Regions from separate parts of the Homo sapiens genome. Here regions 1, 2, 3, 4, 6 and 7 are each linked to region 5. A link is a loop called in an ENCODE intact Hi-C map of the cell type or tissue named here. Cell type or tissue: HCT116. All regions are shown on one strand. Region 1 has its middle 4.8 kb from the start of PLGRKT. Region 2 overlaps INCR1 (interferon stimulated noncoding RNA 1). Region 3 has its middle 32 kb from the start of INSL4. Region 4 overlaps PLGRKT (plasminogen receptor with a C-terminal lysine). Region 5 holds the start of INSL6 (insulin like 6). Region 6 overlaps RIC1 (RIC1 partner of RAB6A GEF complex). Region 7 has its middle 18 kb from the start of AK3.

Region 1 (4,000 bases), 260 kb before region 5:
GGATTAGAGCATTCTTTTGACTAAGTACAAAGAAGGAAAGCCTCGGAGGCTGAGAAATGCCATCAGGTGGGCATCAGCACTTAGGTGAGTGTGTGAACTCTGGAGATGAACTGGATAGGCCACCCTCCAAGCACCTCCACGTTCAGCACCTCCAGAACCTCTCCAAATCCCCTCATTTAGGGATTTTTATGGGGACTTCATCATGTACACATCAGCAATTGTTACCTCAATCTTCAGCCCCTCTCCCCTTTTCACAGGATGAGGTAGGAGGTGAAAGTTCCAAGCTTCTAATCATGGCTTGGTCATTCTTGTGACCAGCTCCCATCCAGAAGCCCACCAAGTTACTTCAGGAGAATGAAAGATGCTCCTATCACTATGGAAATTCCAAGGGATCAGGAGCTCTGTGTCAAGAACTGGAGTCGAAGGTCACATAGAACAAAAAATTTACCTAGCATACCTATCACTCAGGAAGTTACAAGTCTTTTAGGAGCTGTGTGCTGGAAAATGGGGAAAGAAATTAATGTATATTTATTTATTATAATACCACATGTAATAAGGTAGATCATTTTACTCATCAGAGTTCAGGAACTGTTCTCTGTTATTTTTATACACATTCAGAGTAGGAGACCAAGTTGAATTTCACAGGATTGCAGGAGGCTGAGATTCACAGGCTGAGAATAGGATCATGTGAGTTGCATGGGTTTCAAGAGAAGGAAGTTAACAGGGGCTTAGTATAGTGCTGTAGTGACCTCGCAGTTGAGGAGGATAGATATAAGGTGCTACTGTCAGTGGGAAAAAATAGGAAAGAGAGAAATATCTAGAGAAGATTTTAGGAGTTTCTTGTTCAATATGCTGTGTGAAGCATTTGCGGGGACTCCTTCAGAAAGCATAAGGTGAAGACCCTCATTATTCTTCATGCTTCACAGTTTACGTTTTCATTCAGTTTATGTTTTCTTAGAATGCTATTACATGCATGGACTGAGCCATGTGAAGCCTCAGTTTTATTCAGGTTACACTCTGAAATATAATCATTTTCAGCTCAAAAAACCTTCCTTGACTTTATTACCCCTTACATTTTTATCTTCTCCAATTACTCCTTTTCATAACAAACATCAATAAACTGTATCATTACCTTTTAAAGCTATCAAATTAACAAAACAAAACACAATAATTATAATAAAGATTAAAATAGCAGCAATGGTAAAACATATACCATTTAAAAAATGTCAGACCCTATTTTTGTGATTTACACATATTAGCTCATTTAAATCTTACAACAATCCTGTAAGGAAGGTACTATTATTGCCTCTATTTTAGAGATGTGGACACTGAGGCACAGAGCTTTAGTAACTTGTCTAAACGACACAGCTAGGAGATAGCACAGCTGGGATTCGAACCCAGACATCTGGTTCCAGTGTTTATGCTCTTAACTATTGTGCAAAGGTATAGTGAAATCAGCATCCTTATTCACTGCTGGCATGGTGTATTTGTTCAACTCCAAAAAGTTAAATGCAGAGTTACCATATGACCCAGCAATTCTGCTTTTACATATATACCCAAGAGAATTGAAAACATACGTTCATACAAAAACTTAGCAGCATTATTTATGACAGCAAAAAAAATGGGAACAATCCAAATGCCCCACAATTTTGAATGGATAAACAAAATGTGGTATATCCATACATTGGAACATTAATCAGACATAAAAAGAAATGAAGTACTGGTACATGCTACAACTTGGATGAACCTTGATCATACTAAGTAAAAGGAGCCAGACACAAAAGGCCATAGATTGTAGGCTTCCATTTATATAAAATGTCCAGAATAGGCAAATCTATAAAAACAAAAAGTAGGTTAGGGGTCCCCAGAAACTGGGGGAATGGGGAGAATGGGGAGTTTGGGGAGTGGCTGCTAATAGGTATGAGGTTTCTTTCTAGGGTGAAGAAAATGTTATGGAATTAGATAATGGTGGTGGTTGTACAACTTTTTGAATGTATGAAAAACCAATAAATTGTACAATTTAAGGTGGTACATTTTATGGTTGTGAATTACATATCTTAATCTTAAAAATCTCTAGGTAGGGAGAGAACAGGATCTGAGTCCACTGATGCCATTATATTACACTGCCACATGGTGTCACCGTTGAGGAATGGATGAAGTCCAAAGAAGGCTTACACAAAGCTTGTGTCCAGGTCATGCCCAAGCTACAGAGGTGCCCCAGGATTGGAGTGAAGGTTAAAATCCAGAATTTGGGGAGCACCATCCCAGAATGGTTTAATATTAAGGAGGTTCTAGCCTCAGCCCCACACTGTGCAACTATTTGCAGTCCTTCACAGACCGAAGTTCTTGGCTAAACCTGGTTCCCAGCTCAATGGGGAAATTCAAATCCTTGTGAAAGCATCTCTGTTAAAAGGAGACACTGCTAGGCACATCTTAAACTTCCAAACACTTTATTTTTTGAAAAACTGCTTCTTTATGGAGGTCCAAGGAAATATTGGGCAATTTTTACTGTCCTGGGATAGGGAGCATCAAATGAGTTGAGGATTTTACATCAATTTTCTCTAAAATATTTATACTACTTAACTCAGTGTATACATATGCATGTGCATATATATATGTGTTTATATATATACACACGTATATATACACACATGTATATACGTGTGTATATACACACATGTATATACGTGTGTATATACACACGTATATACGTGTGTATATACACACATGTATATACACACATGTATATACGTGTGTATATACACACGTATATACGTGTATATATACACACATGTATATACGTGTATATATACACATATGTATATATGCGTATACACACATGTATGTATATATACACATACATACGTACATATACATATACATACATATGTATATATACACATATGTATATATATATGTATACACACATATGTATATATACATATATATACTGAGAAATATCCAGCAATGGAAGTTGTTACATACACACTTATTGAAAATCCTTTAGCTGTTAAAAATGGTAAATATAAATGCAATGTAGCAACATAAAAATCCTTATGTTATAATGCAAGATGATATAAAACACATATTTATATATATGCATAAAAATGTACACATATATATTCACAAATTCATACAACTGAAAATAATTCACATACCAGTTAAAGTTATATGCCATTTGATTCTGAAATAAATTTCCTTTAACCCTCTTACTCCACATTTTATAAAATGTGTCCAATATCTATACCAAGACTTTTTTTTTCAATTTCCTGGGCATATTTTTCTATGGTCACTTTTTTCACTTATGTTTTAAAATTATGAAAAACATCATACATACAAGAAAATTTATAATGTGTGTTTTCGGTTTAACATGTATCCATCAGGAATCAGAATTTTACTCAGTTGGTTTGATTAAAGAGATATTAGTGAAGACACTACTTAAAGGAGTATGACTAAGAGAACCATCCAGTTGAGTCATCCAGAGTCTAGCAACAGCAGGAAGACTGCGCTCTCTCTAGGCTACATAGCAAAGGAGAAAAGTGTTTCCAGAGCCCATGGAGCTGGAGCCATGGAGAAGGGACTGCTTGCCAAGAGCTGCAATTGTGGAGAAACACAACCACCACCAGATACTCAGCCCCAAACAGAGAAAGAACAGAGAAAATATACCCTGATGTCTTTTTCCTCCTGCCTCCCATCTCCCTGAATGCCTCCCGCTGTCCAAACTCAAATGGAAACCAGCTGAGGAGAGCCCAGGTGGTGCCGTCCAAAGAGGTCAGCTTTGGGGTATAGAACAGGGCAGGGAAGTGAGGAGAATGAATATGATGGAAGGCAAACAGAAAACCTAGACAGTCTAATTGTTTTGTCACCCAGAATTTATTCTTTTCCTTTGCTCAGATGAAGAGCAGCTCATCCCTTACATATGAGAATGACAGAGTCTGACAAGATTTCTCCTCGACCAAACTTTAGTCAGGCTCCTCTAAGCCATCTCCTTGATTAGATA
Region 2 (4,000 bases), 400 kb before region 5:
TGCTAGGAGGAAAGAAAGGTAATCCCATCTCTACCTGTCCTAGCTTCACTTTCATCTTTTCTGCTTTTTTTCTTTTGCCAATTCACTGTACCATTCGGTTATATAATGTATATATTGAGCACCTACTGTCTGTCAGGCACTGATACCTGCATTTTCCTAGTAACGACAGGGCTTTCTACACACTTTCTGATCTCCCTTGAGACCCTGGCCCTTCTCCAAAGCCCGTAAAAGCCACTGTCTTTCCTGTGTTAAATCTTCTCCCGCTGTGGCCTCAGGTGGCTCATTGGAACAGCAGGAACAGTTAAATCTGGAAGGCTTCAGGGTTTCTGTTATCTGCTCACTCCTCTACATGTGGGATTCTCTGATTCTTTTTCTCTAAAGGGGATATTAAGGGGGAAAATATCCAGGTTCAACTGGGGTTTTAGCACCTGTGGAAAATAATTATTGAACTTGACTGAGTGAAGGGCTGGCTGATTTTGGTGGATCCCTGAGGTCAGAGCTCAGTTGATTCCCTAAAAACCATTGAGTAATTTCCCTCAAAAGAAGATTAGGTTAAAGAGTAAGTTTGAGGTGCACAGAGGGAAACTTTGTGGGAGGGAAAACAGAAGAGAAATAACACCATTACCCCAATCTATTTCTGATAAATCAGCATAGAAAATCCATAATGTTGTAATTCTATTATCAATGGATGATAGAGAAGCATATTACCACAAAACAAGGATGATGAAGGAAAGATATAAAGGGGACATATAGTGATGTCTGTTTTGGCTTTTAAATCAAATTCCACAATAGGACTACATAAGAACCAATTTGAATGCTTACCACAAATTGGTATCTCTGCTTACATATTCTCTTTTTACCATTTTCCTACTGGTATCTGATTCTGTTAACAGTGTACCTACAGGGGCCAGGCACTTTGGGAGGCTGGGGCGAGTGGATCGCTTGAGCCCAGGAGTTTGAGACCAGCCTGGGCAACATGGTGAAACCCCATCTCTATTTCCTTAAAAATTGAAAAGTGAAAAGTAAAAATTAAAAAACAAATTTTAGAAAGTGTATGTACAGTGTCAGGGAAAGGGGAAATTTAAGGAAGAAACATGCAAATATTGAGGTTCTACTGTAGTGCCGTCAGAAGCAACTTTAATCTTTCAAATGTCACAAAGTTACATAGCAACCGTTGGAAAGAAATCTAATCTAGACCTCCAAGTTTCCCCTATTTCTTTAAATAAGGGAAAGTCTTCAGTAATTAAAGACCACTTTAAACCGGCCTGTGGGTTGCTTGAGTTAAAAAAAAAAAAAAAAAAAGAGGAAAGAAAGAATTTGTAGTTAATTGATAGGTGGACACCACATTGAGGGTCAAGTGGTTCAATGTACCTTAGAAGGAACCCATGGTAAGTCTTTGTAACTGAAAGTGAAGCAATGGGCCAGGTGTGGTGGCTCATGCTTGTAATCCCAGCACTTTGGGAGGCCGAGGCGGGCGGATCACCTGAAGTCAGGAGTTTGAGATCAGCCTGACTAACATGGTGAAACCCCGTCTCTACTAAATATACAAATTTAGCTGGGAGTGGTGGCACAAACCTGTAATTCCAGCTACTTGGGAGGCTGAGGCAGGAGAATGGCTTGAACCCGGGAGGCGGAGGTTGCAATGAGCCAAGATCGCGCCACTGCACTCCAGCCTGGGCGACAGAGTGAGACTTTGTCTCAAAAAAAAAAAAAAGAAAGAAAAAAAGTGAAGCAGTATAGTGTTTGTCAAAGCGTGATCTGTGCATTCGTGCCCATCCACAAACTGTTGTTCCTGGTCTGCAAAGGAACTGAGTGTAGAAACTTTAGAGCAATTTCACAGAATAATTTTAAGTCTATTGAATCTAATGGTTAAAAAGATTAAGTCTTCTATTTGTAATACCTTTACTTATTTAATTTTTCTGCTAAATTATTTTTATTATAGCTTTTAAAAGTATTGGTCTGTGAAGGATTGGAGGTTGAAAAAAACAAAGTAACAACAATTTTTTACCACAGTCCGTTTGAGAAGCACCCGTCTAGATTGTGCTTTCAGGTGGTTGCTTTCAGGGCTTTGTCATTGTGCAACACTAGGGGGCACCATCTGCATGGTTGTGTAACACAGCCGCCCTAATTTCTAATGACCAGTGCTAGATAAGAGGGCTGTGAATTATCCAACTGTAGACCACAGATGTGCCTTTATATGGACACATGATTTTGGATGGGTGGGGATATTTTGTAAACTTAAACTGTTGAGCCCAGATATGTAAAACAACTTGTGTTTGAAATGTCAGATTTGTATTATGTATTAACCTGGTAGGCAACTTTTTGATTCCTCAGGACAGAGAGATATCACCCCTTCTACTCCCACTGACCAAGAAAGTTTAGCTGGTTTTGCCAAGATTTGGCAGAAACTGCCTTTTACCATTTCATTTTCCTTTGTGGCAGTTTTGTAAGTGGAGAGGAAGTGTTTGAATCTGAGCCCCCTGCAGCTCCGGTTTGAGTTACAGCTTGAGGTCATTGTTCATTGATAGGCAATCACGTATGTTTGCTTAGAAACAGTAAGCATCTCTCCCAATACATTGTTCTTCTTAATTATGTTTTAATTAGGTGAATCTTAAAATACATTTTTCTTGGTGGTATGATGTAAAGAACTTTGGAGTTATGTAAGCCTGTATGTGGACCCCAGGACTGTTATAATACCTGGCTGTGTTACTTGGGAGATAGGACTCTCAGCTTTCATTTCTCATCAATAAAATGGGGATAATCCTGCCTATCTTGCCAAGGTGTTGTAAGGGGTTAAGTAAAATAATTCATGCAAAACACACCCCACATGGTACTTAGCATAGCACGCTTTCATATGTGTTAATTTCTTCTTCACTTTTATTTGGGCAATAGGCCCAAGAGAACTTAGGGGAAGGATGAATGATAAGTAAGTAAGGCAAGGAAAGGAATGAAAGAACATAGCCTTGGATTGGCAATCTGCAGTCCATTAAAGTCAGCTGGTTCAGGGCATTGTACCCCAGCATGTGAACTAATTTGCATTTTTAATGCCCATCGGCCTGATATCATGGGAATGTGCCCAGCCAATTTGGGAATATCATTCAAACCATCCACAAGGACCATGTATAGCAGAGGTGTCCAGATTTCACCAGCCTTCAGTGGGCCACACTTCTAATTAATGCCCAAATAACTTTCAGCTTCATCCCCTTATGTAACTGTGAGAAGATTAGTCTCTGACTTTTCCCAAAGAATTTCTGGAAATTCCCAGGAATTCTTACCATCTACTAATAGAGCCCCATTAAGAGTCCATCTTGTAATTCCCCAAAACAGAGAACAAGACTATCATTTAACAAAATTTTACTGAAAGAGATGTGGGAAAGAGATTTTACTGAAAGAAAATCATGAGAAGAAATAACAAGGCAGAAAAGAAAAATATAAAACTGGGCCCTGTAGAACATCCCCTACCTTTATCTCATAGGAGGACTATCTCCCCTTTATTCCCTGTCCCTCTACCTTGTGGTAGGGATCAATATTCCTACAGATAACAAGAGTCCATTGACCATGGCTCCCCTTCCCAGACCCCAAGGAAAACAGTCTCAGGGCTGCTCAGTAAATATTTGTTGAATTAATGAATGGTCTTAACCTTCCCATTCCAGATTAAGATCTTGGCTTTATATTTATATGATTGTTAAAATTTTTATTTAGATTTTTTCCCCTCAAACAATCAGTTTCAAATGTAAATTTTGAATCTCCCTTCTATTATACACTTAAAGATCTGTTAAGGGGTAAAAAAAATTTACCTTCCAGATAGGTAATTTTTTTAATTTGGCAACTTGGGAATAGTAGCTTTTCTCTGTCCTTGTACCCAACTTCTTAACTTTAACAATGAAGATTTTATGGGCCCAATGGCCCCAGCCTAAGCTGGTGCACCTTGTTACATAGGGCATTTACTGTTGAGAGCATATTTCTGAGAATCCCAAGATTTTCACTTTTGCATAAAGGC
Region 3 (4,000 bases), 77 kb before region 5:
AAATAATGCAAAACTTATTTTTAAAGAATCTCAGTGAGATCCAAAAGAAATCTGAAAACCAATAAAAAGAAATGAGAAAATCAATCAATGAGACTACATGAAGTGACCAAACCTACCAATCGTTGGTATGCCTGAAGGAGAAGATAAAGCAAAATGTTTAGAAAACCTGTTTAGGAAAATAATTGACAAACACTTGCCTAGTCTAGCAAAAGATTTAGACATCCAGGTACAAGAGGCCAAAAGAACACCAGAAAAATACACATTGCAAGATAGACTTTATGACATATATTCATCAGACTGTCTAAAGTCAATATGAAGAAAAAAATTCTAAAATCAGTGAGAAAAAAACATCTAGTCACCTAAAAAGAAAACCCCATGAAACTAACAGTGGACTTCTTAGCAGAAACCTTACAAGCCAGAAGAGATCAGGATTTTCCTAGTGCTTAAAGAAAAACATGTCAATTATGAATTTTATGTCCTGCCTAAATAAGCTTCATAAATGAAGAAGAAATAAAGTATTTTCCAGATAAGCAAACACTGATGGAATTCACCACCAGACCAGAAATGCTCAAAGGAGTTCTAAACATAGAAATGAAAGTTCATTATTCACCATCATAAAACACATAAAAGTAAAAACTCATAGGTCTTACAAAACAATTACACAAAGGAGGAAGAGAAAGAAATCAAATGGTAACATGAAAGAACTCCACTAAACTACAAACAGATAGGAAGGGGAAAAGGAAAAAAAATCTACAAAACAATTAGATAACAATTAACATTATGAAGGAATAAAACCTCAAATACCAATATTAACCTTGAATGTAAATAAATTAAATGTAAATAATATTTGTAAATAAATTAATATAAATAAATTAAAAGATACAGATTGGCTAAATGGATTTAAAGACATGAAACAACTATATTCTCCTTACAAGAAACTGACCTTAGTGGTAAAGACACTTACAGGTGAAAGGTAAAGGAGTGGTAAAAGATACTTCACACAAACAGAAACCAAAAGCAAGCAGGAGTAGTTATACTTACATTAGATAAAGCAGATTTTATATCAAAATGGTAAAAAAAATAAAAAAGAAGACAAAGAAAGTAATTATATAATGATAGAGGAGTCAATTCAACAAGGGGATGTAACCAACCTAAATATGTATGCACCCAACACCAGAGCATTGTAAAAGCAAACTATATTTAGTTTGATGGTCTGAGAAGGACTCTGTACTTCTGTATTTGAGTAAGTTATTACCTAACTTAATACGCAGGCAAGATTGAAAACCTAACTTAGGAGTGTGTGCCTGTAACAATCGCTGAGTCTTGGCCAGTCCCAGCAGCCATACTTCAACCAGTCATACACTGCTGAGTGTTCCAACTGTGTTCAAATAAGGCAAATGCCAAGCTGTAACCCATCCAGCTGTTTCTGTACCTCACTTTTGATTTCTGTATGTCACTTTACTATTTTTGTGTATAAATTTTTTTCACCATAAGGCACCCCTGGAGTCTCTCTAAATCTGCTGCGACTCTGAGAGCTGCCCAATTTGTGAGTTATTCATTGCTCAGTTACTCCTTTAAATTTAATTCAGCTGAAGTTTTTCTTTTACCAGAAGGTGTCAGAAGTGAGGTCCGGAGTAGAGCTTCTAACAACCCTCAGGAGTGCTGAGTGAACGAGGAAGGTACCTTCAGGACCCACTTGTGTCCACTGATCTCAGAGCAGCTGGGGATCATGAGTAAGTTCTCTCTTGGATTTCAGAGCTTCACAGATTTGTGTTTTGAGCCCTCTGAGTTTCTCTGAGCAAATTTCTGCTCCAAACTGGGTTTGGAAGTCACAACAGAAACTGGACTGGGTCCAGGAATGGATTTGATATGGGAATTAATTGCCTTGGATCCAGTTAGAGGCCTCTTAACATCTGACTGGGTCAGAAAGAAACTGGTAGCAAATGATAATATAGTAGAGGTGTAAAATTTGGCTTTTAAAAATTCACAGGAATTTTTGTGTTCTACCCCCTTTGTTTCATTTTTCTTGCATGCTTAGGTAGGGAAAAAAAATTGTTGGCTAAGTTAATCAAGGAAACCTGAGAACAAAGCCAATATTTTAGGTAAAAATGGGATCCTTAATTTCTGAAAAACTGAGTTCCTTCGGCTTACGTGTTTGGCACAGCAGCAGCGAAATCTTACAGAAACAGCAAAATCTTACTAAAGGTAACTTATAGCAGAATGTTCTAAATAAAACACAACACACTGAAGTGCATTTGAAAATGAGGGATCCCCAAAATTAAGTCTGCTAATCTTTCAGCTTAATTACTGTCCTAATCCAAAGGAAATAGACCGCAGCACCAATTGGCTGACTTTGGATACGTAATGAGGTATATTTTACCAGAGTAAAGGATGGGATTGGGTTAGAGGCCCTCCCGTGAGTAAGGTCCCTCATGGCTAAAAATGGATTAAAGATGACGGGGCCCAACCCGGGGCAAGTTTGAGCCTTGCAAGTTCAATACTGAGTGCTAAGCAGAGTGGCTAAGGTCTATGTTTTGTCACGTGTATTTTGCTCTGGCCAGAATGAAAAATGTTCATTGGGTTACCCCTTGCAACCCCTTGGGTGGTAACTTGCAAAACTGACAGGGCTTTGCCTGTGATTCCTCAAAACAAAACAAAACAAAACGAAAAAGATGATTTTTCTTTATGATGCAACTTGGCCCCCAGGGCTATAGTGTGGCAAGCAGGGTCACAAGAGCCACTCAGGGAAAGGGAACCCAGAAGCCTGGCATGACAGCAAAAGGGTAATAATTTCTTACCAGTCAGACTCTGGCCTCTGTCTCTGTCTGTGCAAACTGGTTAATTGAATGGTAGAAGTCACTGTTTATCTCCTCTAAATTTTGATTAATATAGAAAAGAATTCTGAGGCTGGTCTTAAGCTGTAGTGAATCTGGTGTGCTTTGTATGTCTTTCTGTATTGTTCTGTCGTAAAGAGGGGTACCATGAGGTAAAATGCATGCCTAGGACCCCATAAGCCTGCTCTTCAAGACAGCCCAGCAAACTGGTCAGTCATGTCCTTGGGAGTTCAACCTCGTAACCATGTGGCCATGCTTTCTCTTTTCACAATGGTTTCCTGGGTTCAGGGTTCAAGTCCCAGCTTAGGGAATGAGTACTTTCTGATTTGATACCTGTGTGACCTTTACACCATTTGTTGATTCTCCTCCCCTCCATGAGCCATCTTCAATTTTCCTTTCTCTGAGCAAATATTGGCCATTTGGCCTAGCCAAGGTTGGATAACAAAAGATTTAAAAGGACTTTTTAAAAAGAACACTATAGTTAAAAGTCAGCTTAATTAAAAGTGGATACTCAAGCTCTAGCAGCCTGGAACTCCTTGGGGAAAAGAGGAGGTGCCAGAGACCCCATTTTGGAAAAAAATCCTGTTTTCCTCACGAACCCCAGGAATTGGAAACGGATAGACCCCCTCAAAATCTAAGGCTCTGTTTTTCTTTTTGGAGGTGGGGGAAGCAACATCTGATATAAAAATGGGACCCTTAATTTTGGGGATCTGTTTTGCCTTCCAGCTGTGCCTGCTTATTCTGTTAGGCCCTAGAAAATGCATGCTTTCCTGGCCCTGTTCTTCCAAGGCCTCTAGACTAAACCCAGTAATCCAATTTAAAAGAACTTAAAAACTGGCAAATGAAAAATCTTACAACTACTGGATCTTCTCTCTGTGTAGTTATACATGTGTTGTGTGTGTAATGCTTTTATACAAAAGAGCTTTTATTAATTAGTTTAATAATAATAAGAGCTTAAATCAAATACTTTGTCAGAAAAGTTAAAAGTGTAATGCCTTTTAGTTCACGTGACTAAAGTAATCTTTGGGAAATAGAAACAGTTTTACATGCAAAGTAAAGAATGTGAAATGTGTTTTTGGTAAAAGTTTATAAGAAGGCATGGGACTGTGGATTTCTCGCCTAAGTTTAGAAAGTTAAAGGATTGTTTTAAGCTAGGGTAAAGCTGA
Region 4 (4,000 bases), 240 kb before region 5:
GACAGCTTGGCTACACTAGACAAGGGGATGATTCATGTCCCAGCAGGAATGGTGGGAGATTTTATCACATTACTCAGAATGATGGGTAATTTAAAAATTATGAATTGTTTATTTCTGAAATTTTCCATTTAATATTTTCAGACTGAGGTTGACCATGGGTAACTCAAACTGTGAAAAATAAAACTGTGGATAAGAGGGGACTGCTGTAATAAATTAGCCTGTTATTATTTCATGGATGCTGGCAGAAGACTTTATTACTCGTAGCACAGAAAGCGGCACGCACTCCAAGTCCCATAAAGGAGATGAAGGAGAGCCTCGTTGGATGCTGGGATGGATGCTTTGGGTTTGTGACATAGCTGAGGTACATTGAGCTTGTGGACTCTATCATTTTCATCATGAGTGATGAGCAAGTCTGCTCTTTGACTGGAAGGAGATGGTACCTCATCCCTCAGGGTTGCTTACTGCAAACACAACTCTGGGAAATGGCCCAGCTAAAGAGCAGTCAGGGCCTGTGACCTCATCCTACCCAGCAAGATCGTGCAGGAAGACTTGTCCCATGGTGGATTGATTCTCCTAACATATGTTGCTTAAGGTGACTAGGTTTTTCTTGTTGATCAAGATACACTTTATTATTTATTTCTTAATTTCAAGAAAGGATGAACAGGGGAATATAGACCCACATGGTTGAACCAGTGTTCTAACTCTAGAGATACTTGAGTTCTGATCCTCCCTGGGGCAGCCTAGAGAGAAACATCCTCATCTACAATAGTTTCGGAAGATTGGTTTGTTCCTTGAATGTGTCCCACTTGAAGGAATTAAACTTCCAGCATCATTCTAGGGTTTTGAGCTGTTCTTTCCTTTTTTAAGAGTATGAAGTATTTGATATATACCACAGAGTATATTTATATCAAATGTAAGTTATGGAGTATAATAAGATGAACACCAGCGAATCTCCCACTAAGCTTAAGAATTCTGTTATGACAATATTCCTGAAGCTCCCTGGGGGTTCTCCTCCCTATGTATTGAGTGAACCCAAATAGCTAAGGCTGGGCTGGAATTGACCTCATGTCCCAGAAGTCCCTAGGGTTGAAAAGGACCCTGAAAATGGCATGGACTTGACTACTGGGCTAGAAGATGTTGTCTTTTTAGGGTCTTCAAAGATGAAGTTTTAAAAAAGATTCTGATTGAAATACCATGTCTAAATAACATCTTTAGCCTGTGATTTAGTCTTTTGGCTATTTTTAAATTTAATGGCACCTCATGAGAAGGATAAATAGAAGAAATAAAGCAAAACGTTTATTAGAGTAAAGCCTAATAAATAAAATCTTATCCTACTGGAGTTTTTTTAGTTCTTTATTTTTTGATTAAAAACAAAGATAAATCACAGCTCAGTAATTTTGTGTTATTGTTTTTTTCTTTTGGGGGAAAAGACCACTCATGATTCAACCCCATCTCTTATACCACTGGTCAGGCTCCCAATCCTGGCTGCACATTTGATTCATCTAGGGCCTTTTGAATGTTTGGGTCCCACCTCAGACCTTCACAGAGTTGTTATTTTAATCTCTCTAGGGGACTGTAATGCAATGTAATGGCCTGGGGTGAGAAACATTTTTTCCCTTCTTTTTCTGTGATGCTACATAATTATAATTGGTGATTGTCAGTGATTTAATATAATCTATAATGGAGATAGAAACCAAGCAAGTTTTCAATTAATAGTAAGCCAATCAGGAAACGAAATTAAATCAATCACTGGAGTCTGGTTAACCAAATTTATGAAAGGCCTCAAATCAAAAGGTTTTCTTTTTTTAACTTACGACTTTGGTTCAAATTGTGATGGAGAGGATTCATGCTACTAGTTATAATGATATTTTCAGATTATCAACAAACTTCAGTTTCTTTCTAGCCTGTGTTAGGATGGTGGATGAGTGGTAAACTCATCTAAAAACTCCTCTAAAAATGAATACTTCCTTAAAATGCCACTAGGAGGCACACCTAAACTAATTTTATGTCACCTGAGTGGCTGGAAAAGCATTTTGAGAATGAGGGAAGAACATATTCTATAGGTCCATGCTGTGCTGCAGTGCTATGTAGGCAAAGCACTTTTGGTCAATGTAAAGATTAGCTGGGCAGTAAATAGATGTTTATTTGTTGTTTATTGTGTTCAAGCAACAAACTAAAGGTTTTTTAAAAATGCATGAGATCTAGACTTTGACCTTTATATCTGTTGTTAGACTTTGGTGTTAAGAAAATGAGGCATAGCTATAAACCAAAAAATACAGTTATTTAATATTAATATGTATAGGCTGGGTGGGGTAGCTCACGCCTATAATCCTGGTCAATACGGTGAAACCCCATCTCTACAAAACAACACGAAAGATGAGTCAGGCGTGGTGGCTCGTGCTACTTGGGAGGAGGATCACTTAAGCCCAGGAGTTTGGGACCAGCCCGGGCAACGTGACAAAACTCTGTCTCTTTCTCTCTCTCTCTCTCTGTCTCTCCCTCTCTCCCCCCCCTGTGTGTATATATATATATATATATATATAAAATATATAATTATATTATATATAATGTAAATATATTAATATAATATAATATAATAAATAATATATTATATTACTGTATAATATAATAAGTAATATATATTATATTGTATTATATAAACATATTAACATATATGTTAATAATATATATTTATATGTTATATATTATATGTTAATAATATATATTATATTTTATAATATGTTATATATTATGTTATAATATATAATATATTTTATAATATGTTATATATTATATGTTAATATATAATATATTATGTTTTATAATATGTTATATATTATTACATTATGTATTATATGTTATTAATGATAATATATTATATATAATACTATAGGTACACATCACATTGCCCAGCTAATATCTAATATATATTATATATAATATATGACATATAGTGTATATATACTATATGACACATATAAATACATATATATTACATATTACATATATTATGTATTATACATATTACATCTATTACTATATATAATATATATTATTACATGTAATATATAATATATGTAATATATATTATAATATAGACTATATTACATATATAATATATATTATATATTATACATATATATTAGCTGGGCAATGTGATGTGTGCATATGGTATATACAATATATGTCATATATAATAGATGAAATAAATACATATATATTACATATTACATATATTGTGTATTACACATACATATTACATATATTACTATATATAATATATAACAGGTAATATAATATCTAATATATGTAATATATATTATAGACTATATTACATATATATTAGCTGGGCAATGTGATGTGTGCCTATAGTTCCAGCTATTCAGGAGTCTGAGGTGGGAGGATTGCTTGAGCCTGGGGGGGTCAGGGTTGCAGTGAGCTGTGATTATGCCACTACACTACAACCTGGGTGACAGAGTGAGACCTTGTCTCAAAAAAAAAAGAAAAATAATAAAAAAGAAATTTCCCATCTGAATTTCTTAATGAGCTGTAGTTGAGGTACCTGGGGCCTGGCAATCTGTTCATAGAGTGTTTCAAGAAGAAAGAAGGTGTTTTCAACGGTGTCAAATGCTGCAGAGAAGTCAAAGGCCTTTAAAAAAGGTCAGTGCCTGGGAGGAACCATGTCAGTAGAATATGAGGGAAGAAACAAGTCTGTAAAGGCCTGAGTGTACGTAAGGATAAAATGAAGGAAGAATGTATATAGACTCCCTTAGTTTTCTGTGAAATCTTACCATGCAGGTAAAAGATACAGTATGTTCCAAATATAATTATAAAAAGAAACATACTTCCAGACACATACTGGGAGGTATTCCTTTGGCATTACAACATTCATTTACACATTTAGTACACTTTATGGAGTGTCTATCACGTGCCAGTTGAATTAGGAGCTAGAGATACTTTGGTAAACAGCACAATCCCCTCTTTCAAGGAACTCAGGCTC
Region 5 (4,000 bases):
AGTGCAGCACAGCTGCTGGGTCAGTTTGTAGCCAGACTGCTTCTTTAAGCAGGATCCTGATCCACTCCTCCTCACCAGGCAGGGGCCCCCGCTATGGGAATCTCAGCATCCCCAGCCAGGGGTTCATGGACAGAACTCTGATATCCCTGAGAGGAGCCCCTGGGAGGAGAAGTGGCTGTGGTATTGTGGATCAGCCATCTTAGTCTTTTCTGCCTGCTGGCTCTGAAGAGTAAGGGCAGCCCAGACAAGGGGGATTCCCACCAGTGCAGCACATCCACCCTGCCAAGGGGCAGCTAGATTGCTTATTTAAGTGGGTCCCTAATCCTGGTCATCTTTTGAAAGAACCAACTTTAGTTTTGTTAAACTTTTCTATTGTTTTGCTAGCCTCTATTTTTAAAATTTTTTTGTTGGACTTTCGTTATTTTCTTCTTTCTGCTAAGCTTGGGCTTACTTTGTTCTTCTAGTTCCTTGAAATACAATGTTAAGTTGTTTATTTGAGATCTTTTTTGACATAGGTGCTTATTACTATAAACTTCTCTCTCAGCACTGTGTTTGCTGCATACCATAAATTTTGGTATGTTGTGTTTCCATTTTGGAGTTTTTGAGATGGAGTCTCACTCTGTCACACAGGCTGGAGTGCAGTGATGCCCTCTCAGCTCACTGCAACCTCCGCTTCCCAGGTTCAAGCCATTCTCCTGCCTCAGCCTCCTGAGCAGCAGGGATTACAGGTGCCTGCCACCACACCTGACTAATTTTTCGTATTTTTAGTAGAGACAGGGTTTCACCATGTTGGCCAGGCTGGTCTTGAGCTCTTGGCCTCAAGTGATCCACTCACCTCAGCCTCCCAAAGTGCTGGGATTACAGGCATGAGCCACTGAGCCCAGCCTGTCTCAAGATATTTTTTAAACTCCCTTTATATTTCTTCTTTGACCCACTGGTAGTTAGGAACATGTTCTTTAATTTCCACATATTTGTGAGTTTTCAAAAGTTCCTCCTTTTATTGATTTCTACTTTCATTCCATTGTGGCCAGAAAAGATATTTGATATTATTTTATTCTTCTAAATTTATTAGGACTTGCTTTGTAGCATAACATATGATCTATTCTGGTGAATGTTCTCTGTGCATTTTAGAAGAATGCGTATTCTGTTGCTGTTGGATGGAATGTCCCATAAATATCTGTTAGCTCCACTTGTTCCAAAGTATAGTTCAAGTCTTTTGATGAGTCTCTTGTGGGCAGTATATAGTTGAGTCTTTTTTTTTTTATCCATTCAGCCCTGTTTTTTGATCAAAGAACATAATCCATTTACATTCAAAGTAGTTATTGATGGGTTAGAATTTACTACTGCATTTTGTTAATTGTTTAGTGGTTATTTTGTAGATCCTTTGTTCTTTTCTTTTTCTCTTGTTCTCTTTGTGATTAGATGATATCCTGTAGTGGTATGCTTGATTTCTTCTTTTTTATCTTTTATATATCTACTATAGGTTTTGCCTTGTGGTTACCACAAGGCTTACATTCATCTCAGTATGATTAATATTTTCCGTTCTCAAAAACCTTACCTGATAAAGTTCTGACTAGGACTCATGGCCCACTATAGTTTGGACATAAGTTATTTTTTAAGGAAGGTGATTAAATTTTACTAATCTATATTATATCAACCATTTAAAAAATCCAATTGGCAGTTAATTTAACAGCATTCATGGATGCCACTGGGAAGCAGGGAAAAGATAGGGAAACGGAAAATTAAGAAAAAGACATAGAGTCAGAAGACAGAAAAGAAAGGGAGAAAAAAATAAAATTGTATAGGGAAATGGTGAGATCACTGATAAGCTTGCACCTGTGGCTTCAGCATCCTGAACCTTATTCCTGAGACAGCCACCGAATGCCCTCTTGTGGCCGATAGTACATCCTTCCACGCCAACACACTAGTAACACAGAACTTCATTTAAAATGATAAAGCTACCTATGCCGATTGCGCTTCGCTTCCCTGCCCCTTCCCTCCTAACTGAGCAAAATTATCTCACCTAAATGAGCATTTCATGCTGCATGCTGTTATTCTTACAAGGCAAATCCTCTAGGGGTCCCTGTCACAAGTTAATTTGGTAATACACAATCCTCTACATTATCTAACCGAAAGAACCAGATTTCCATCCCAGGTACCTCAAGACAGCGTCCCTACTTCTTTTTTCTGGAGATTGAGGCTAAGGCCCATGCCTCCCTGTGAACCAGTAGGATTTTTCTGAAGAAGCTTTGAACCTGACTAAACGCACATGGCCATATGCAACACTTAAACGTTTCACCACATATTTGATTGCCAGCTAAATGCCAGATCCCGGGGTACGATGGAAAGCAAGAACAGACGCAGGCCCTTGCCTTCATGAAGCGGGGGTCTCAGGAAAGAGGTTACACGCCCACAAATGGAAACAGGTCGATTAACACCGTGAAAGAGATGACAGGGGGTTTCTGTGAGGGAGACGAAGCTTTATTAACAACCTGGCAAACAAGAACGAGAAACGCATTCCAGGTGGAGGGAGCAACACTTTTTAACCTACGTTATCAGGTAACAGGGATCCTATGTTCTCACGCTTGGTGAGGAATCTCCCATTGAGGAAGGAAAGAAAAATGAATCAAACTAGGGGGTGGCGGGGTAGTGAGGGGATTTTTGGCTTTCATTTTAGGAGCCAGGGCCTGCTACCTTCGACCACCTGAGACCCCTGAGCTGGCGGGAAAGCCTTGACGCAGCCGGCGCGCGCCTTCCCTTGAAGTTCTGGCGACGCCCCCACGCGCTCGGAATTCCGCAGTGTTTGTGCGCGCCGCTCGGCCTGGCGCAGGCGCAGACAGGGAGCAGGGTCCGGCCGACCGCCATTGCACAACGCGGAGGACTAGCCTGGGGTCACAGGGATGCCGCGGCTCCTCCGCTTGTCCCTGCTGTGGCTTGGACTCCTGCTGGTTCGGTTTTCTCGTGAACTGAGCGACATCAGCAGTGCCAGGAAGCTGTGCGGCAGGTACTTGGTGAAAGAAATAGAAAAACTCTGCGGCCATGCCAACTGGAGCCAGTTCCGTTTCGAGGAGGAAACCCCTTTCTCACGGTTGATTGCACAGGCCTCGGAGAAGGTCGAAGCCTACAGCCCATACCAGTTCGAAAGCCCGCAAACCGCTTCCCCGGCCCGGGGAAGAGGCACAAACCCAGGTAAAAATCGAAACCGAAGGCATGTTTGTTCACCTCTGTATATTTCTTATTCCTGCATTTGCTCTGCCAGAAGGTGAGCTTCCCCAGGAAGTGGAATTTGTGCCTAGTACACAGCTCTTTAAAAAATTGTAAAAAACAGTGTATTGAAAATATACAAAACTTCAATGAAGCGCTTTTTTTTTTAACTTGGAGGAAATAAATGTACACTTGTAAGTCTACATATTTATGTAAGAATGTTGTTCTTTTCTGGAGTGCCAGTCATCTGGCAAACTCCTTTTTGTCCTTCAAAGCCCAACTTAAGTATCATTTTCCCTGTGAAGTCATCATTGACCTTTTCATGGCCAATGGCTCCATTGTCCTTTCTACCACAGTATCTAGCACATAGTTGTATTTGACTGTCGTCATTGGCTACAGAATCAGCCCAACCTTGTAGAAGATAAAAATGCAGAGTACCTTGTTCAAAAAAGCAGGAAAGGGCCATGAAAATAAAGGTAGTAAAATATAAAACTGTTTTCCTTACTTGTCCATATCCCCTGGTCACGTACCAGGAGATAGGCCTGGTCCGTTCTCCTATCAGGCTTCATTTAAGAGTTTACGTACTTGTATTTCATTCACTTAAAGTTTCAAAGGTAAATTTATTCAGAACAACAAAGGAACATTTAAACCAAATGCAAGGCCTGTGTGACTACATAGGTTTCAGTCCCATAAAGTCAGCCCTATATACCATACTGTATTATAGGGACTATTTCATGCATATTTTTGTCTGAAATGCTTAGCAGATGGCCTAGCACATCGCATGTGTTTAATATGC
Region 6 (4,000 bases), 530 kb before region 5:
CTTGTGCCTATAATCCCAGCTACTAGGAGGCTGAGGCAGGAGGAATGCTTGAGCCCAGGAGCTCGAGACCAACTGAGCAGCACAGTGAGACTACCACCTCTAAAAAAATTTAGAAATAAAAAAGCTGGTGTCAGTTGTTAAAATACTAATAATTCTATAAATGTTGGTAAATAGACCTTGCCCCAAGTCACCTAAGTGTTTGCTACAACTGACTCCCCTCCCTCAGAAAAATCTGGCCAACTGAAGGATTCATTATTGGCGTAGTAGGGCGATGTCAGAACCCTGTTCGATAACTAATAACCCATGTCTTTTCATGCTGTATTGGTTCTTAAATTTTTGTTTCTTTTGAGACACAGTCTCTGTTGCCCTGGCTGGAGTGCAGTGGCACAATCTCAGCTCACTGCAACCTCTGCCTCCCGGGTTCAAGCAATTATTGTGCCTCAGCCTCCTGAGTAGCTGGGAGTACAGGCGTGTGCCACCACACCCAGCTAATTTTTATATTTTTAGTAGAGACAGGGTTTCACTATGTTGGCTAGGCTGGTCTCAAACTCCTGACCTCATGATCTGCCCTTCTGTCCCCTTGGCCTCCCAAAGTGCTGGGATTATAGGCATGAGCCACCGTGCCCAGCCTGGTTCTGAAATATTTTTAATATCACAACTGTTAATGAGTACATTTAAAAATTTAGGTAAATACACTCTAAGTTATATCCTTAGAGAGCCTCTTCAATCATTGACTTCATTAATTTTATGAGAGCTATGTGGTATCCCAGGTGTGCGTGTGTGTTAAATGTATGTTTAAATTTAGGATCTTGGCTGGGTGTGGTGGCTCAACACCTGCAATCCCAGCACTTTGAGAGGCCAAGGAGGGGAGATCGCTTGAGCTTAGGAGTTTGAGACCAGCCTCAACAACATGGTGAAACCTTGTCTCTACAATAAAGTACAAAAAATTAGCGTGCTGTGACGTGTGCCTGTAGTCCCAGCTACTTGATAGGCTGAGGTGAGATCACTGGAGCCCAGGAGGCTGAGGCTGCAGTGAGCTGTGATCATGCCGCTGCAATTAGCTGTGATTGTGCCACTGCACTTCAGCCTGGGTGACAAGGTGAGACCCTGTCGGAGGAGTGGGGAGAGAGGTAGGGAAGGGGATGGGAGGGGAGGGGAAGGGAGGGGAGGGGAAACTCTCATTAAAATTATGTTTTTACCTTCTAAACATTCTCTATCCTCAATTAATAACAAAAGTTAGATGCTTAACATTAATATTTTTTCTTCAAATCAAAAATAAAAGATGAGATAGTACTCTTACCCCTATAAGCAACAGCATAACCAATATCCTAGCCTTATCTGACTTATATTTGTGGTGACAGGAGGGAAAATAATTGGTTATAAAAATCTAAGTTTCATGTCTTCTCACTCGATTTAAAATCTATAGCAAATTTCAAATTTCCAGCAGTTATGTGTTTCAGGTGCTGATAACTTTGTTCTGAAATGCAGTTATTTCACTGGAGTTTTGAGAGAAACCTTACAGATTTCCAACCACCTAAATTCATAGATTAAAACCTAGCACCTGACAGGTTAAACTTGGACAAGATGGCAGAATTGTTTTTTTTTCTTTTTGGCTCTTTTTCTATTCTATTTCCATGCACCATACAAGGTTTCCCACCAGGTGGAGGTAGAAAGCCAAGCCTGTACAATTCCACCTTTTCTTGGTACCTACAGACACTCAGAATTCCTTATGTATCAAGTTACTTTCTTGAAAACGATTCCCATGCTGAAATAAATAAAATGTGAAGTGATGAATAACCTTGTGACCAAGGCGATGAGTAACTTTGAACTCAATCTTCTGTAACACTGATTACATTTAAGCAAATAATAATTGTGTTCTTTTCTATGAGAATAAGATATGAAGGGGATGGACCAAACAAGGCAAGACAATACCCAGCCACTTGCATAGTTTTAATGTTTCAGTATCATTCTGTACAGTACTCTAACAAGAGAAATGGTGAAATAAACCTTTACTTAGAACTGTGAGTCAGAGGGATTTTTTTAAAAGTAGCATGACATTCATATAATTCAATACATTTACATAGTTCAATATTAAAAAAGAGTACACAATAAAAAGCTTTTCCCCCAAACCTGTCCCATAGCTACTCAGTTCTCATCCCCAGTTTCTTATGTATTCTTCCAGAAAAATACATGCTCTCTCTTTTAAACAAGATGGAGATACCTCATCTCCCTTTTAAAAACAAACATTAGCAACATAAGCATTTTGCTTTTTTCACCCAACAACATATTTGGAAAGATTTTTTTCCATAAAGAATGTCCTCAATGTTTTTACAGCTGCGTATCGTTTAAATAAATTTTCTTATATCTACACAATGGAAAAGATATGCAGCTAAACTAAGTGACAACTAAAACATCAATAGTGGAACAACAATTAAAGAAATAAAGCCAAATTGTAGGTAAGATTTTTTCTACCAATGGGTATAAAATAGATTTTTGGTATTCTGGTATTTCTGGCCACTTTGTCATAAAACCTTTATTCATACTTGGATGAAAAAGTGTAACTTTCTTCCAAGTGTATATAAACTTCCCAGAAGCTTATGGCAACTTTGGAAACAAAGGCACTTTCTCTTTTCCTCAACTTGTGTGCTTTCATCAGTATTGTTTTGGGAAATATGGACTGTTATCACTCAATCAAACAATTCTAGACCTTATAAAATATAAATTTCAAAATAAGATTATAGTTGGTATATTCAATTTTATTATAATAATTTAAGTATTAAGTGCCATCTGTAAAACTTCCATTGTCTTATAAGGGTTAATCAAGCATTTCCAGAACTAAGAAGTTATCTTGAATTAAAAGAAATTAAACTAACTTTCCTGTTGGTCATGGGATTTACGAACTACATTGTCTACTGTCATCACACAATGTCAAATTTAACCAAAGTACTGTACCTCATGATGGGTGCTTGTAAATCCAGTATTTTCCTCATCTCCAAATTTAATGCTGGAGCACACTGTTCTTCCTTAAAATGGGGTGTCCCCTTCATTTGTGGACTTCCTCTAAAACAAACAGCATAGAGTTAAAGAAAGATGCTGAATTTGCCTCCATTCTGTGGCTAATACACATACAATCAAATAAAGTAAATGAAATAAAACTTACAAATCAGGTATTCATCCTTCAGATTCTCAAATGAAAAACAGACTTAAATTCTATTATAGCAGACATTATCTACTTATCAATTGGAAATAAATGTTTGACCAATGTAATTTGTGTTAGGAGGGTGGGAAGAAGAGCAGAGAATCTGAGAAAAAAACCCACTTGAAATAAAAGTGAACTAACTCTAAAGAGAACCAACAGGCATTTTGTTTAAAATTCCTGAGGGCCCTTTCTAAGGTGGACAACTATGGAAAAAAGTATCATTCTATACAGTATCTGTCCCAGTGATCCAAATCGTGTGGCTTCATCTTTACTTACTCCACACCTTATCCTTCATTCCTATTCTTTGGGTGTGAATCAGAATTAAGGTGAAATTCAAGGGTGCAATTAGGAGATGTTTCACAAGTTACTTAGTAATAAGTAGCTAAATACCTAAAATTTTAAATCCCTGGCATCAAATAGCTGCAGTAGAGTGCTGGGTCAATGCCAACTTAACTGAACTGTCACACACGACCCTTCAAAGGACTACAGGTTGTTTTGTATTCTTTATCTCCACATGGCATGGTAGACCAGTATCTTCTTCAGTGCCTGTGCTGGAATTTAACAGTTATCTGTCTCTCACCATCAGCTATCACTTGTGGCAACAATTAGCCTGCTGATGTCATCTCTCCCTTTCCAGTCAAGTACATTCCTATAATTTGTCGATACTATTAAAATATGCACAAAGAGGCAAACAAGTCCAATAGCTTTCAAAGTTCCTGGCTTTGGGAAATATATTTTGATGCTCATTTTTTTAGTTTTCTTTCTTACTTATTTTTGCTTATTTTTTTGTTACAGACTATT
Region 7 (4,000 bases), 430 kb after region 5:
CTAGGGACACAGAGAAGGGATGCCTAATCAGACTAAGGAAAAGAATAGAGAAGGCTTCCCAGAAGGTAAGACTCTAGATGAATAAAAGTTGGTGAGATGAAGAAGGGGAGCAGGGGAATCATACATAGGGCATAAAATATGGAAGTTAAGAGGGCATGAAACTCCATGGGCCCTGAGAGCAGTGTGGGAGGCTGGAAGGAAGGAGAATGTGGCAGTGTCAGAAAATGAAGGGCCTGGGGCCAGGGACAGTGGCTCACATCTGTAATCCCAGCACTTTGGGAGGCCAAGGCAGGAGGATTACCTTGAGGTCAGGAGTTTCAAGACCAGCCTGGCCAACACGGCAAAACTCTGTCTCTACTAAAAATACAAAAATTAGCCAGGTGTGGTGGTGGGCGCCTGTAATCCCAGCTACTCGGGAGGCTGAGGCAGGAGAATCACTTGAATCCGGGAGGCAGAGGTTGCAGTGAGCCAAGATAGCACCACTGCACTCCAGCCTGGGAGACAGAGCAAGACTCTGTCTCAAAAAAAAAAAAAAAAAAAAAAAGGGAAAACGAAGTGCCTGGAATACCAAGCTATCTTTCTCCCCAAAGATCCAGGGAATGCAGAAATTTTAAGCAGGAGAATGACTTGAGAAGATCTGCATTTTTGGAAGATCTCTCTTGGCAGCAATGCTGAGGGTGCAGGACATCCGGCTTGGGTGATCAGATGTCATTTTCTAAGAGTATACAGAGGGAGGGACAGGGTTGGGGGCAGTGGGTCAAGGAAGAGTAAAAGGGACACAAAAGGGAGCCTGGGCACGGTGGCTCACCCCTAATCCCAGCTACTTGGGAGGCTGAGGCAGGAGAATCGCTTGAACCCAGGAGGTGGAGGTTGCAGTGAGCTGAGATTGCACCACTGCACTCCAGCCTGGGCAACAGGGTGAGACCGTGTCTCAAAAAAAGAAAAAACAAGAGACACAAAGGGAAAGAGGAGGCCAGGCATGGTGGCTCATGTCACAGGAGGAAGAAGTTCAAGAGATCCATGGAGACTGTAGTTAGTAACAATGTATTGTATACTAGAAAATTGCTAAGAGAGTGGATTTTAAGTGTTCTCACCACACACAAAAAGAAATGTGAGGTAATGTATATGTTAATTAGATTGATTTTGCCATTCCACAATGTGGACGTATATCAAATATCATGTGGGACACCATAAATATATACAATTTTTATTTGTCAGTTAAAAAATTTTGAAAGAGCAATCATTTTAGAGTTTTCCCAGCTTGTAGCCATGAGGGGTTACATGGGTGTCTTTATGTCCACAAGAAGAGCGGCACTGAGTAGGCAAAAGGACAGGTGCCCAACCCACAGCTTCTGCTTATTCCCTTCCTTCCCCTTGACCAAGCTGAACTTACAGCCTGACCACAGAATGACCCAACAAAGCTAAATTTAATTGTGTTTGGAACCTAGGAGCAGACTCAATTTGATTTCTAAACCTCCCGAGAGAAGCAGTGTACCCAAGGCCATCTATCGTGTGGCATGGATAAGGGAGTCTGTCTTCTCTCCTTTTGTCAGGGAGTTCTGGGGTCTGTGTTCATTTCCCAGTTGTCCTTGACAACCCTGTTTTATGCTGGACAGCAGAGTGGGAAAAGCACTGGTCAGGAACCAAACGAATTACCGAATTGTCTGACACTGTCGCTTAAGCTGGCTGTCTCTGTTTTCTGTCTGTAGAACAGGGATAATAGAGCCTGCCCTTAATCATTGCGTGGTTGGTCTAAAGGGTGAAATGAGACAGTGCTCTCGAAACTGTGAAATGTGCCAGGAGCGATGGCTCACGCCTGTAATCCCAGCACTTTGGGAGGTGGTGGTGAGTGGATCACTTGAGGTCAGGAGTTCGAGACCAGCCTGGCCAACATGTTGAAACCCCGTCCCTACTAAAAACACAATAATTAGCCAGGTGTGGTGGCCTGCACCTGTTATCCCAGCTACTTGGGAGGCTAAGGCAGTGAGCCGACATCGCGCCACTGCACTACAGCCTGCGTGACAGAGACTCCGTCTCAAAAAAAAAAAAAGAAAAGAAAAGAAGAAAAGAAAAAAGAAAAAAAATAAACACTGTAAAACGAATATAAGATAGGCCCTACAACTAGGAGCTGCGTTACCGGAGTTAGGTCGGGAGAAATAATGCAGGAATGGCGCCCCCTTCTGTGCGGCGCAGGAACTGCAACACACGCTGGCGGCAGCCTTCATCCCTGGTGGGGTCCGAGCCTCAGGCATCTCAGGGAGGGGACCTTGAGGGGAGGGTGGCATAGAACCAGAGGGAAGTCATAAAACTGGGCCTGGCATCTTCACAGCAGCTTAGAATTCTCAACCATGACCTTCTATGCCCACTTCGGGACTCCATTAGTCACAGTGGGTCTTTCCTGCAGGAGACTCCAGCCAAGATATTTAGGCCAGATGATTTTTTTTTTTTTGAGTTTCGCTCTTGTTGCCCAGGCTGGAGTGCAATGGCACGATCTCGGCTCACTACAACCTCCACCTCCTGGGTTCAAGTGATTCTCCTTCCTCAGCATCCCGAGTAGCTGGGATTACAGCTGTCCACCACCACGCCCAACTATTTTTTGTATTTTTTAGTAGAGATGGGGTTTTACCATGTTGGCCAGGCTGGTCTCGAACTCCGACCTCAGGTGATCCACCTGCCTCGGCCTCCCAAAGTGCTGGGATTACAGGCGTGAGCCACCGCGCCCAGCCTAGCTTCTAACAGAGTTTATTACTTTTCTTTTTCTTTTGTTTTCTTTTCTTTTTTTTTTTTCTGGCCAATTGACGCTTCTGTGGACCTAAAAGGAAGAAGCTGAGGCGAAATTAATATAGAGAGTTTATTGGGGTCAAGGTTGAGAACTGCAGCCTGGGACACACTTTCAAGTTGCCTTGGAGAGTGCTCCCAAGAACAAAAAGAGAGCCTCGAATGTTTAAAGAATATAAGACGAATCAGGAGAGGGGGCAATTACAAAATTGATCATTAGGATTTCTCATTGGCTTACAGAAATAACACTGATTAGTGATTGGCTAGACTTTGTTGAACTATAGGGTGTATGGCATTTCATGGCTAATTGGCATCAGTTAGTCTAGAGTCTTCATAGCAAGAGACTTCAAGAGATCATTATTCAGCTCGAGAAGGAGTGAGATGTGACTGCAGTTACATCCCAATGCCTCTCTGGGCCTGATAATGTAAAGGGGTTCATATTTCTCAGATTAAAAATTTATCTTTTATCAGTGACTTGCGCCTGTAATCGCAACACTTTGGGAGGCCAAGGCAGGCAGATTGTTTGAGCTCAGGAGTTTGAGACCAGCCTGGGCAACATGTCAAGACCCCACCGCTACTAAATTAGAAATTAGCTGGGTGTGGTATCAGGCACCTGTGGTCCCAGGTACTGGAGAGACTGAGGTGAGAGGATCACTTGAGCCCAGGAGGTTGAGGCTGCAGTGAGCCATGTTTGCACTGAGCGGGGTGACAGAGCAAGACTGTCTTAAAACAAACAAACAAACAAACAAAACCTTTTCTTTTCCCTCCACACTTGATAAGAATGGTTTTTCACCTGCTTATCCACAAATTCCATGCCATTCTCAGGAAAAGTGAATTACAAGCCTGAAGCAAAACTGCAAAGAGGGCAGGGTTTGTCTGGAGGCTCCTTCCCCCACTTTCTGTACAGGAGTTTTCTTTGAGAGCATCATGAGCCAAGAGCCAGATTATTCTGGATTCCTTTCCCATCCCATCCAAATCCCAACCTCCCTGTGCCCAAAGCATAGTGGCTCTGCTGTCTGCTGTGACTAATATGATTAATTAACTTTTAAAAAGTTATTGCTAGGTGACAATATCTTAATGTGCTAATGTATTTGTCTTTTAATAGCAGTCTTTAAAAACTGGAGCCAAAGATGGGGGATAGAGGTAAAGAGAAGGATAATTTCAATGTCATATTACACAATTTGTCTGAAGAGATTATTTGTATACAAGGCCCTCCATTTAC

Evidence for each region. A loop is a pair of places that touch in the nucleus more often than their neighbours do. Peaks named below come from ENCODE experiments on the same cell type or tissue, not always from the same donor. Only the 100,000 strongest peaks of a DNase experiment are listed, where the experiment ranks them.
Region 1: it touches region 5 in a loop (7-fold over the local background); 49 of 110 quality-filtered maps call a loop at or near these places.
Region 2: it touches region 5 in a loop (17-fold over the local background); 85 of 110 quality-filtered maps call a loop at or near these places.
Region 3: a loop joins it to region 5, with 2.6 times the contacts of the local background. A loop is called at or near these places in 12 of 110 quality-filtered maps.
Region 4: it touches region 5 in a loop (13-fold over the local background); 40 of 110 quality-filtered maps call a loop at or near these places.
Region 6: a loop joins it to region 5, with 4 times the contacts of the local background. A loop is called at or near these places in 3 of 110 quality-filtered maps.
Region 7: it touches region 5 in a loop (4-fold over the local background); 17 of 110 quality-filtered maps call a loop at or near these places.

What each region holds. Positions count from the first base shown.
Region 1 is chr9:5,440,741-5,444,740 of GRCh38, reverse strand. No RefSeq gene overlaps it. Among named protein-coding and RNA genes, the nearest start is that of PLGRKT, 4.8 kb to the right of the region's middle. In HCT116, a CTCF peak has its summit at 2,133 (motif pointing right); a DNase peak (open chromatin) is centred at 2,138.
Region 2 is chr9:5,588,305-5,592,304 of GRCh38, reverse strand. All of the region lies in intron 1 of INCR1 (interferon stimulated noncoding RNA 1), which reads left to right. Among named protein-coding and RNA genes, the nearest start is that of RIC1, 39 kb to the left of the region's middle. RefSeq lists an enhancer at 2,213-2,402. In HCT116, a CTCF peak has its summit at 2,094 (motif pointing right); a DNase peak (open chromatin) is centred at 2,104.
Region 3 is chr9:5,261,391-5,265,390 of GRCh38, reverse strand. No RefSeq gene overlaps it. Among named protein-coding and RNA genes, the nearest start is that of INSL4, 32 kb to the right of the region's middle. In HCT116, a CTCF peak has its summit at 1,594 (motif pointing right); a DNase peak (open chromatin) is centred at 1,630.
Region 4 is chr9:5,423,212-5,427,211 of GRCh38, reverse strand. The region is part of intron 3 of PLGRKT (plasminogen receptor with a C-terminal lysine); the gene reads left to right. Among named protein-coding and RNA genes, the nearest start is that of PLGRKT, 13 kb to the left of the region's middle. In HCT116, a CTCF peak has its summit at 1,986 (motif pointing right); a DNase peak (open chromatin) is centred at 1,988.
Region 5 is chr9:5,184,503-5,188,502 of GRCh38, reverse strand. It overlaps INSL6 (insulin like 6), which reads left to right and starts at 2,864. Exons shown (of 2, transcript NM_007179.3): 1 at 2,864-3,189. The coding sequence starts at 2,901. In HCT116, a CTCF peak has its summit at 1,916 (motif pointing left); a DNase peak (open chromatin) is centred at 1,872.
Region 6 is chr9:5,712,956-5,716,955 of GRCh38, reverse strand. It overlaps RIC1 (RIC1 partner of RAB6A GEF complex), which reads right to left. Exons shown (of 26, transcript NM_020829.4): 4 at 2,953-3,060. Among named protein-coding and RNA genes, the nearest start is that of INCR1, 85 kb to the right of the region's middle. In HCT116, a CTCF peak has its summit at 1,658 (motif pointing right); a DNase peak (open chromatin) is centred at 1,685.
Region 7 is chr9:4,757,690-4,761,689 of GRCh38, reverse strand. No RefSeq gene overlaps it. Among named protein-coding and RNA genes, the nearest start is that of AK3, 18 kb to the right of the region's middle. In HCT116, a CTCF peak has its summit at 2,186 (motif pointing left); a DNase peak (open chromatin) is centred at 2,203.